Linked DNA regions of Mus musculus: region 2 is linked to region 1. The links are chromatin loops, found by intact Hi-C in ENCODE. Cell type or tissue: left cerebral cortex. All regions are shown on one strand. Each heading gives the region's core, and the rest is flanking DNA. Links, peaks and the distances in the headings are about the cores only. Region 1 has its middle 13 kb from the start of Gm34444. Region 2 holds the start of Brix1 (BRX1, biogenesis of ribosomes).

The links. Peaks named below come from ENCODE experiments on the same cell type or tissue, not always from the same donor. Only the 100,000 strongest peaks of a DNase experiment are listed, where the experiment ranks them.
Region 2: a loop joins it to region 1, with 4 times the contacts of the local background. A loop is called at or near these places in 19 of 42 quality-filtered maps.

The regions. Positions count from the first base shown.
Region 1 is chr15:11,377,283-11,382,661 of GRCm38, forward strand. No RefSeq gene overlaps it. Among named protein-coding and RNA genes, the nearest start is that of Gm34444, 13 kb to the left of the region's middle. In left cerebral cortex, for the core only: a CTCF peak has its summit at 3,144 (motif pointing left); a DNase peak (open chromatin) is centred at 3,133.
Region 2 is chr15:10,484,900-10,490,278 of GRCm38, forward strand. It overlaps Brix1 (BRX1, biogenesis of ribosomes), which reads right to left and starts at 1,038. Exons shown (of 10, transcript NM_026396.3): 1 at 836-1,038. The coding sequence starts at 994. It overlaps Rad1 (RAD1 checkpoint DNA exonuclease), which reads left to right and starts at 1,119. Exons shown (of 6, transcript NM_011232.3): 1 at 1,119-1,365; 2 at 1,554-1,817; 3 at 3,091-3,199; 4 at 5,357-5,379. The coding sequence starts at 1,620. In left cerebral cortex, for the core only: CTCF peaks have their summits at 1,311 and 2,545 (motif pointing right); a DNase peak (open chromatin) is centred at 1,108; H3K4me3 peaks cover 2,170 bases; H3K27ac peaks cover 1,202 bases.

The sequences.
Region 1 (5,379 bases), core at 251-5,250:
GTCCTATCTTTATCTAGATTGTCCCCAAACACTGGTCCTATCAGCCACTTATTTAACTAAAGTGAACACACTGAAATATCCTTGCAAGTTCTCTTTGTAGTGGGGTGTTGTGATCCTTTTTTAGGGGATGATGATTTTAAATACAATCAATGTTTTCTTCCAGTTACAAGTAGTGCTATGTACCACAAACTTTTGTGTGGCACTGTATATTTTCTGGCCAAGATGAAGATCAACTGGCCCTGTTCTTCTTCCAGGTGTGTGCCCATATTAGGTGTGGGAGCTGCACACCAGGGTGGAGACTGAACCCAGGGGGAGTGGAAGAATATTTATATTCCATACAGTGTCCACTCATGAGGAGCCTCCTTACTGTATAAGGATTATGTCAGGCAGGGAGGCTGGGGACATAATGCACATCACTCCCTGTTGCCACCCTTCCTGATAGCAATCCATCATAAATATCAGACTCTAAGAACAGCCACATCCCTGCCATTTCTTGTCTGATGATTGGGGTTGAGTAACAGTGACAGAGAGACTATTGTTTTGGATCAAATGGTTTTAAGCCCCAACAGATCTGGTTAAAAACAAAACAGAGGCATGGAGGCTGTCTTAGTTAGGGTTTTACTGCTGTGAACAGACACCATGACCAAGGCAAGTCTTATAAAAATAACATTTAATTGGGGCTGGCTTACAGGTTCAGTCAGAAGTTCTGTCCATTATTATCAAGGTGAGAGCATGGCATATTCCGGCAGGCATGGTGCAGGCAGAGCTGAGAGTTCTATATCTTCATCCAAAGGCTGCTGGTGGAACACTGACTTCCAGGCAACTAGGGTGAGGATTTTATACCCACACCCACAGTGACACACCCATTCCAACCAGGTCACACCTATTCCAACAAGGCCACACCTTCAGATGGTGCCACTCTCAGGTCCAAGGATATACAAACCATCACAGAGGCTAAATAGTCACCTCTTGAAATTGCTTATCTGATTATAGAGAAAGTCAGGGTTATCAGTTAACAGCCAGTTTTCCTAAGCAAACCAGAGACAGTTGTCAGGGTAACCAAGTTCTCTCCACCTGAATCCTTACCTGAAAGGGAGTTTCCTTTTGTTCTGTCTCCTATGTTGGCCTTACAGGAAACTTAACATTGAGATGAGCCATCTGTTTTCTGTTTCGGCCTTTGTCTGTCTACAGACCAAGCCTCCCTTCTTGTTTTATTTATTCTGGCTTATGGAATGAACTACTGCCAAGTCTAAAGTAAAGCTAAAATCTTTGAGTAAAATTATTGTAATTATTATTATTATTGACTCTCTAATAGTAGTAACATACATTTCTGTCACTCAGCATGTTTGTTTTATGACACAGTATTAAATGCTTAGTTTAACTGGGTTTTGGTACCTTTTCCTTCTGATTGGGAAGGTAGGTTTCATCTGTGAACGGATCCATCACTAGCATTTGTGAGCAAGTGGAACAAAGGCACTCTGGCATGAATTTATCAGACCATCTGTTTTAGTCACTGTTCTGTTCCCATGAAGAGAAACAACGACCAAAGACAACTCTTAGAAAGAATTTAATTGTGGGCTTGCTTACATTTTCAGAGTTAGTCCATTAGCATCATGGTGGGGGCATGGTGGGAGGAGGGTACCACTCAACTCTGGAACAGTAGCTGAGAGCTACATCCTTTGCAGGCAGAGAGAGCAAGACCAGGCTTAGCATGGACTTTTGAAACCTCAAAGCCCATCCCCAGCAACACACTTCCCCCAACAAGGCTAACTTCCTGATCCATCTCAAATAGATGTGTTCCCTGATGACTAAGCAGTCAAACCTATGGGCTGATGGGGAGCACTCTTATTCAAACCACCACACCATCTAAGATGGAGCTTACAAAACTAAAAAGGCATGAAACCTTTCTAACATTGCAATCTCACTTCTGAGAAACTATTTTTGTAAGAGAGGAGAATTACATAGGAACACATGCAAACATTTTCTGAAGCATGGTTTGTATAGCAACAAAAGCAAAATTGCACAGGCCAAAATAAAAAAAGCCACATTGAAATTCCTAGCACTTTCTGAATTAAGTTGTGATAAAGTCATAGAACAGAATTTCATGCAGCTATTTTTTAAAACCCGGACCTATGTCCATTAACCCGAGAGTGCTGCCCTCTTCTCCCCCACTATGAGAGCTGTGACTTCAATGACACAGAGTTCAGTCTTAATCAACCCTGGACCGCTTAGAGACCCTGAAATTAATGGTTTCCAAAGTTCAGCTGAAACGTAAGCATGCACTCCTAGCTATTGGGGAGGAGCCTGAAGCAGGAAGATCACAAGGTTGCACCGCGCCTTTGGGTCTAGAGTAAGTTAATAAGACTCTACCTCAAAGCACAAAGCAGGCTGGAGGGTAGCTCACTGGCGCAAATGTAGTAGGTAAGGTGCCCTAGTTTCTAGCCAATCCCACCCCCAGAAGCTGGGGCAGTGAGGTGGAGGAATTATTTTATCCTAGTGGAGAAAGGAGATCTCTGGGCTTGTCATCTGACTGTCTCATTGTGTAGATTCCTGTTTCTGCAGCAACCTGCACTGCAAGTGATCTGCCGGACAGGATCCAGATAATGCACTGTTAGCACTCCACAGACCTCTCTCTGCTGGACTGTTTTCACCAGAATGACAAAGCATTCTTCCTGGGTTCCTTTGTCTTTGACAAGCTCACTGGTAGCTGTTGCATCTCCATATTCTGTGACAGCTTTGCGCCTATGAAGCGAGCACTGCATTTATTCTGCATATGCATCTGCTTCTCTGCTTATAAACCAGACACCCGTCCACTGTCTCCCTGGACCCCTGCCACATCACTCGCCTTCATCCACAGCGTGTTAGAAATGGCAGGGACAGTCCCAGTGCCCTTAGCTTCTTTGTTGCTTCTTGTGTGCTTTCCACGGTCGGTTATGGTGAGAGGCTACTGAGAGTGATCCGGGAAAGCCCCATTTCAAGCGATGAACATGATTCAACGATGCTGCCAGAGTCCATTACTCATCTCCAGTGAGTGGACAGGACAGTTCAAGCTAATTGAACTAATTAGGTAATTTTAAACTGATTGTACCAACTTTGGTGCTTGCATCTATCTGGCTAAAGAGGGCAAGACTGCCCTCTGCTGTCTGAAGGTAAGCTTTACACTTATTATATTCATACCTATATATGCCCAGGGTCACTGATACTGGATATCAGTAGCCACAGGACAGAGTACTTAAATTAATTACACCTTAACGTTGCTGTGGAGACATAATGCACTTGGAGAAGCTGAAAACTTCAGAGATTATCCCTTGGGAAGTCAGCTTTACTGAAGCCCCCAGTAAAGGACTACCTGTTTCTAAATCAACATGCATCCAGTCTGCTGTGAATCTGATCGAAATCATTTTCTCCTTTTCACTCAACTCCTCATTCTTTTGCTTAGTCTGCTCATCCCATTAGACCCACGGCTGCTCGTGATCCACTGGTTCAGGCACCTCTCCTCTGGACACCCATCAGTCCATTCCTCCATTCTCCACAGCCTCCACGCTCCCTCCAGGCCATCGCTCCCTCCTGAGAACTAGGCCCTGGGATTGCAAGTGCTTGAGGGCCCTTTTCCTCTTCAGATGAGCAGGGATCACAACCAGTTCGTTCACGGCCAGATTAGTTCTATTGTCAGAGCCCGAGTTTTCAGTGCAATGAAGAATACACAAGATCCTTTTGGTCTTGGGAAAGCAGGGTTTGAATGATTGTTATGCAAGCTGAAGTCAGAACACTGAGGGAAACAGAATATACTCGAGAGAAAAGATATTAGTGCTTTGAGTTTGAGAGGTCAGAGGCAAGTTGACATGACGGGGAGAAGTGCTGGAGTAGAAGTAACAGAACTCAGAGACTTGCCATGGCATTTACACACCATAGGACACAGTGTATACATCTGACAAGCAGCAAGAGGCTCGGAGAAGTTATATTTGTCCAGCTGGAAGTTGCAGTTAGAATAGCAACCCACAGATCATACCTGTGAGTCTACATCAGAAGGCCAGGGCTTTAGAATGGTTGGATTTAAAAGGAAACCGTCATTCATGGACGAAAAGCAGCAGCAGTAAGAGCCACATTGAAGGAAGTAGTATTAAGCCAAGTCAGTTGGCGGAGCACACGGAGTGTGACGATCTGAAGATGTACCCCTCAGTGAGAGCCTCGAACGATACCTGTGGGGAAACACTAGGAGCTGCTGGGAGTGGAACTCACCAACAGGAAGTGGCTTCAATTCTCCCCACTCCGTATAGCACACAGAACTGGTCTCCCAACTTTAGGACTGGAGAAAGGATGGGTATTTATCCGATAGGGTAAGAAGGACACACATGCAAAATGAGTTTTGATAGAAAGGTCTATAAGCCATGAAAACCAAGGCCTAGTGGGAAGAACCAGGGGCAGGAGATGCTCAGAGGTGAAATGAAAAGACTAAAACTTCTGTGAGACCCAACAGCACATAAAAGGAGACAGAAAAAGTGGCCATCTTTGATGTAACTGAGTATATCAGCTAGGGACCAAACCAGAAATCCGGCCACCCTAATTTAATTTAATGGAGATTTCCCATGTGTTCCGTCTACCCCTCCCAGAGTTAGGCGGTCCAGACAAGTTCATCAGGGCCCATCAAATAAGTCGTGTTTTCAGAATCTCATTGTCACCCACATGGGTCAAGCTTGTGGGGTCCTCCTGCTCCTACCCATGGTACTACACACATCCACTGCACACACCTGACCCAAACTCCTGGAACTGCTCTGTATTCATTCATACGTGCCTTCCATTTTTACAGCCAGTTCAAGATTGCAAGAAGTTTGCCAGCCTACTTCCTGTGCACACGTAAGGCAGCAAGCACAGCAGGAAAAGGACACAGTCCTTCAAGTCCCACACAAGACAGTCAACGTGCAGACTTGACACATCCACTCAAACGCCTTACTGTTCCAGCGGGCAAGCAGCCACAAACAATACCTGAATGGATGGACCTGTGCTCTGGAGTCACACATGGTATCTAATAATAAACACGATTGTCTTTATTAAGTCCCAGACTACTAGAAGTCAGTGGTTGCTTCTGGTTGATTTCATGCCTATGGATAATCAAGTAAATAAATTTAACACCTGAGAACATAGAGGAGAAATTAAACGTTATCAGTTCCATTGTATTTTCTTGATAGAGCTAAAACTACCAACAGAGCACAAGGAATGTGATGCTTTTACTATACAGTGGTTCCTGCTTTTCTCTAGCTGGCTGGCTCCTCGGCACACCAGCTCCTTCAATAAAATGTAGGTTACGGAAGCTGACTGTGTAAGAGCAGTCTGACACACCACACTGTAACCCGGTCCCCCGTGAAAAGGGAAGTGGGCCAG
Region 2 (5,379 bases), core at 149-5,148, 890 kb before region 1:
GTACAAGATTTAACTGTTAATTAAAAGTGGGGTACAATGTCCACATTGCCTCACTCAGTACTTGAGTACTACACTAAGCACAAAGGACTAACAAGTCTGAGGCAAGATTTCCTCCATACAGATACCTTCCTTAAGGAGTTTCCAGGTGACTGAAAGTAACTCCAACAAGAACCTGCTGGCCTTTAGAAGAGACACACAGTTTTCTATGAAGCCTTCTTTCCTTCTAAACTCCAATATTTCTGGAGGAACTCTTGTTCATTATTTCCTAGATGCTAAGGCCAGGGAAGCTCATCTTGGTATAAGTGTGTCGCACTGTTTGACACAGTAAAACTAGTGGTCTAGGACCCTTGAGTTAAAAGATCTAACCAAACAAGTCAGAGTCACAGACTCACAGGACTGTAGCTTTAAAGGCTTGGCAAATAAATAAATAAATACATACATACATACATACATACTTCGGTAATCCTATGTGATACGGACCAAAACAGAAGGAATTTATAGTTACACCAAAAAGACTCTGAGAAAAAAAAAAAAAAAAGACAAAGGAAAACCATTACTCTGGGGAGGCGGGGTGGGGGTCAGTAACTGGAAGACAAGGATCCTGGAACTAAACACCCATTAAATCAACTCCCTGTTAACTGGCTTAGGGTCTACGAACTGCTGTCTCCAGGAAGAAGGCCATCTACACGAAAATTAGACATAAACACTGTCCAGTCCCTCCAGGGAACCCTAAGCATAAGATCCTGTCAAGTTTTGACTGGAGTCACTTCGCTGCTTCGGTGGCCCAAAGGTGGGTCAGAGCGCCGACTCCAACTTCGGGAGTCGGGCCTCTTACCTTGCAAACCGGACCTGGAATACGATCTCTATTTTCCTCCTCCGCCTCTTTGGCCACATCGGCCTGCTTAGCTGGCTGCCCGGCATCTTTCGAGCTCCTTTTTGGCTTCTTCGCTTGAACCTCCAAGCCTCCACGCCGCTTTCTCTTGGTCGCCGCCATCTCGCCTCGCCGCGTCGGTCGCTGCCTGCACTTCCGGTTCTGCCGCTCGCTCTGCCTTCCGATCTCTATGGTAGCCCACGTTAGGCTGTGAGTTAAGTCATCCGGCTCCAAGGCGCTCGCTTCCGGTCTCGAGGTAGACTCTCTAGGCACACGGCGGCTCGGTGGTGACGGTGGCCTAGGTGGTTGCGTATCTGAACGGTGGCGGGAGCTGTTTGCCTGGCTTGCTAGCTTTTTGGACGCTCAGGGTGTTCTTGGGGCTGGGGTGGCAGGGGCTTTGAGGGGTCGGACGTCACCCACAGCCTGGCGCCAGGGGCTCCCTTAGTGGCCGCTGTGCGGCGAGCGGGCCGAAGTCGCGTTCTCCTGCAAGCCAGGTTGGTGGCGCTCAGAGGTGCTAAGCAAGCCCGGTTACCCGCGCCTTTTAGAGCTACCCTGTGAACTGCATTCAGTGTAGAATACCGTAGTTTTGAGACATGAAAATAGAATGATCTCGATTTCGGCTCGGGTTGAGGTCGCCAGTCCTGTCCGCACTGATAGCGAGGTTTGTTGTTCCGTGTCTCAGGTTTTCACACATCTTCCGGAAGAGGAGCATCCTTCTTCTCGGAGCCGACGGTACCGTGGACCATCCATGCCTCTCCTAACCCAGTACAATGAAGAGGAGTACGAACAGTACTGCTTAGTGGCCAGCCTTGACAACGTTAGGAATCTCTCCACTGTCTTGAAAGCCATTCATTTCAGAGAACACGCCACGTGTTTTGCTACCAAAAACGGAATCAAGGTTACAGTGGAGAATGCAAAGTGTGTGCAAGCAAATGCCTTTATTCAGGTATGGGGGAGTGAAGACATTTTTAAAGCATTCCCTAATGAATGAATTTGGAAGGACTTAATTCAACAAAACTCAAGTTAGTGAACAAAATGTCGTTACTTTTTTTTCTTTCCTGCCAACAAATACTTTCCCCATCTTGTCTCACACAGATAACGATTACTAGTGATAGTTTATTAATGACTCTTCTCACCATTTTCCTCTTTTAATCTTTACACATATAGACACTTTCTCGTTTGACATAGTGGCACCAGATTTAATTTTCAGTAGTCTTACAACTGATTGAATTAGGGCGAGAACCCTATTTACTCTTTACAGTATTATTGTCATGCACGTTTTAGTTTTTCCTCTTATTGGCTGTAATTTTTCCTCGGAGCATTTTCCCCCGGAGATAGAGTCTAACATGTAACCCTGGTTACCTGGAACTTGGTTTATAGACCAGACTGGCTTCAAGTTCTTGGAGATCCGCCTGCTTCTGCCTTGCCTCTGCCTCCCAAGTGCTGGGATTAAAGGCATGTACCACCACTGCCTGACACTGAATTATCCTATCCTTAAGTGACTTTAGCTTTAAGGGATAGGCACAAGACAGAGTTAGGGCAAGTTCACATAGGTGTTAAATTTAGATACAGAAATGAAGATGAAGAGCCCTTACTAGGGGGTGGTAACTTTGTGGTGTTTGGCTTTTTAATATTTTTAGAAAGGTTTATTTTATGTATGTGAGTACATTGTCTTCAGACAGACCAGAAGAGGGCATCAGAACCCATTACACATAGTGGTGAGCCATGTGGTTGCTGGGAATTGACCTCTACCTCTGGAAGAGCAGTCAGTGCTCTTAACCTCTGAGCCAACCTCCAGCTCCTGGCTTCTTAATTTCGTGTGTATGAGTGTTTTGCCTGCATGAATGTCTCCAAAAGGCGTGTACCTGGTTCCTGCCAAGTTCCTGTGAAGGGGGTGTTGGATCCCCTGAAAATGGTTACAAAAGGATTTTAGTCACCGTGTGGGTGCTGGAAATTAAACCTGTGTCTTCTAGAAGATTAGCAAGTATTCTTAACTGATGAGCCATCACTTAGTGTTCCACGTTTAATGATTAAACCATTCAGTAGTATTCAAGTGGGGAAAGGTTGAAAACTTAGTATGTCTTAGTTGGGAATGAGAAATACTCTCATGGAGTTGGCAGAGTATTGTTACTTTCTAAGCATAAAGTGAAATATAGACGTGTGAATTTTCATTCTTTAATATAATCCACTTTCATGTTTTCATGTTTGCTTTCTCATAGGCTGACGTGTTTCAGGAATTTGTCATTCAGGAAGAATCTGTTACTTTTCGAATTAACTTAACTATCCTTTTAGACTGTTTATCTATTTTTGGATCAAGTCCTACACCAGGTGAACTATTTTACTACTACAACTACTGCTACTACTATTGTTGTGGCATAAAAGTATTTATTATGGTTAAAAAAATAGAAAATACATACAGGAAGGTTTCTAGAATATAAGCTTTTTAATTTTTTTTAATCTTTTTTTTTGGAACAGAGTCTTATGTATCCCAGACTGGCCTTGAGCTCCCTGTGTAGCTGAGGATAACCTGGAATTTATCTTCCTGCCCTTGCCTCAAGTGATGAGATTATAGAGATAGGCAACCATTTATAGTTTTATGTGGTGTTGGGGATTGAAACTGGCACTTCATACGTGTTAGCCAAGCACTCGACTACAGCTGAGCTACGGCCCCAAGCCCAACAGTATTTTGTTAGAAAACTAACTTCTCAGGGAAGGACTAGTGAGGCCCCACCCCTAGTAGAGATGCTTTTGGCAGCTGATGGCAGCTAGGGGAGGGAAAAGTCATTTCTTTGGAACAAGTTGAGGAGTCCTAGGGAGGGAAGTATTAGGCCCTAATAATTAGGGGGTGCATTTGTATATATGAATTAAATTTTTAAAGAATAAAGGGAAACTGATTTCCAATTCATTTTCCTCCTAGTTGTTATAATCATAGGACATAAATATTTAAACTACAAGTTGAATGTTTGTTTTAGTTCTTTACATATTTGTGAAGGTATTTATTCATTTTAGGTCATCCTAATAGGCAAGGTATGTTATTACCTTACCTTCCTTTTTGCTGTGAAAAGAATGACTGACAAAGCAGTTTTAGGGTTTATTAATTAGGCTCACAGTTGGAGTGTGTAGTCCATGTGGCAAGGATGAACCTGGAAGCGAAGCAACAGCACAAGGCGGCTGGTGGCATTGTGTCCACGGGCAGGAAGCAGAGAAGAGCTTAGGTGGCTGTCTTCTTTTTATCCAGTCTAACACAGAAGCTCTTAAAATGGTGCCACCTGCATTTAGGGTGGGGCTCCCACCACCTCATCCTGATCATCAAATCCCTATCACAGACATGCCTAGAGGCTTGTCTCTTAGGTGATGCTAGAGCCGGTCAAGTTGACAATATTCATCATCACACAAGGCTCCAAGATTGTAAGTTTAAGATCAAAAGACTTTAAATTCATGAAATACCTTTAACGTTGTGAAATACGTTTTAATTACATATGTATTCTGACTTACTCAGAACTAACGTCTACTTAGAAGCAGGAGAAGCCAATTTTGCTCACTCTCAGTTGACCATTAATTAGGAAATTCAGTTGCCCTGTATATAAGACTAGAAGAATCCAAGAATTGTTTTATTTCATAGGGAAGTAACTCATGGCTTTGCACTGGCAGGTTCATAATTAAGTTTTGGTTTTTGTAGACAGGGCCTTGAGTGTAACTCAGGTTGGCCTTAAACTTGAGATACTGCTGTCTTAACTTCTGAGTGCTAAGATTACAGTGTACTCTGCCATACCACGTACACTAGATGGCCTGGAACTTGCTGTGACCCTCCTGCCTTTGCCTTCACCATCCTAGGATTGTAACTCTGAGGCATGATCGGTAGCCGGGTCTAATTACACACATGAGTAAAGTATGCAGCCTGACAGAACCTGAGTTTGAGTCCCAGGTCCTGTGGTAGAGAGAGAGAACCAACTCCCAATGGATGTTTTTCTATGACATCCGTGGGCATGCATGGCATGTGTACATTCATACTCCTGACCATGAAACACATACTGTACTCCATATGTTGTTAATTATGAATTCACAAATGCGGTGTTTCCCAGCTTGGTTTTTCCTGAGAACATTTGATTTTTCATACCCGTTACGGCTCTCTAACCAGTAGGAAGGAGCCGAGATATTTTATATTCCTCCTCTGAGGGGATTGAGGTGTTAAGTTATGTCACCATGGCTATCCTCTATTGATCCCAATTTGATTTAAAGTAATACTGTCTCTCAACGGGGGACATTGTATATAAGGAGTGGGAAAATCAGTTCAGCCAGACAGGATTGATTTTCTCCTGTGTCCCAGTTTTCTTGCCATTATTGGAATCAGGTGTCTTTAAGAGGAGACATGCATGCTAGAAGCTTGGCAGATAAATTATTCTTGAGGCAATGTGTGTGTCATTTGGAGGGAACGCTAACCCCAGAGCCATAGAGCTAAGCCCCATGTGCCTTAACTCACTGCAGGGACTTTGACTGCGCTTCGGATG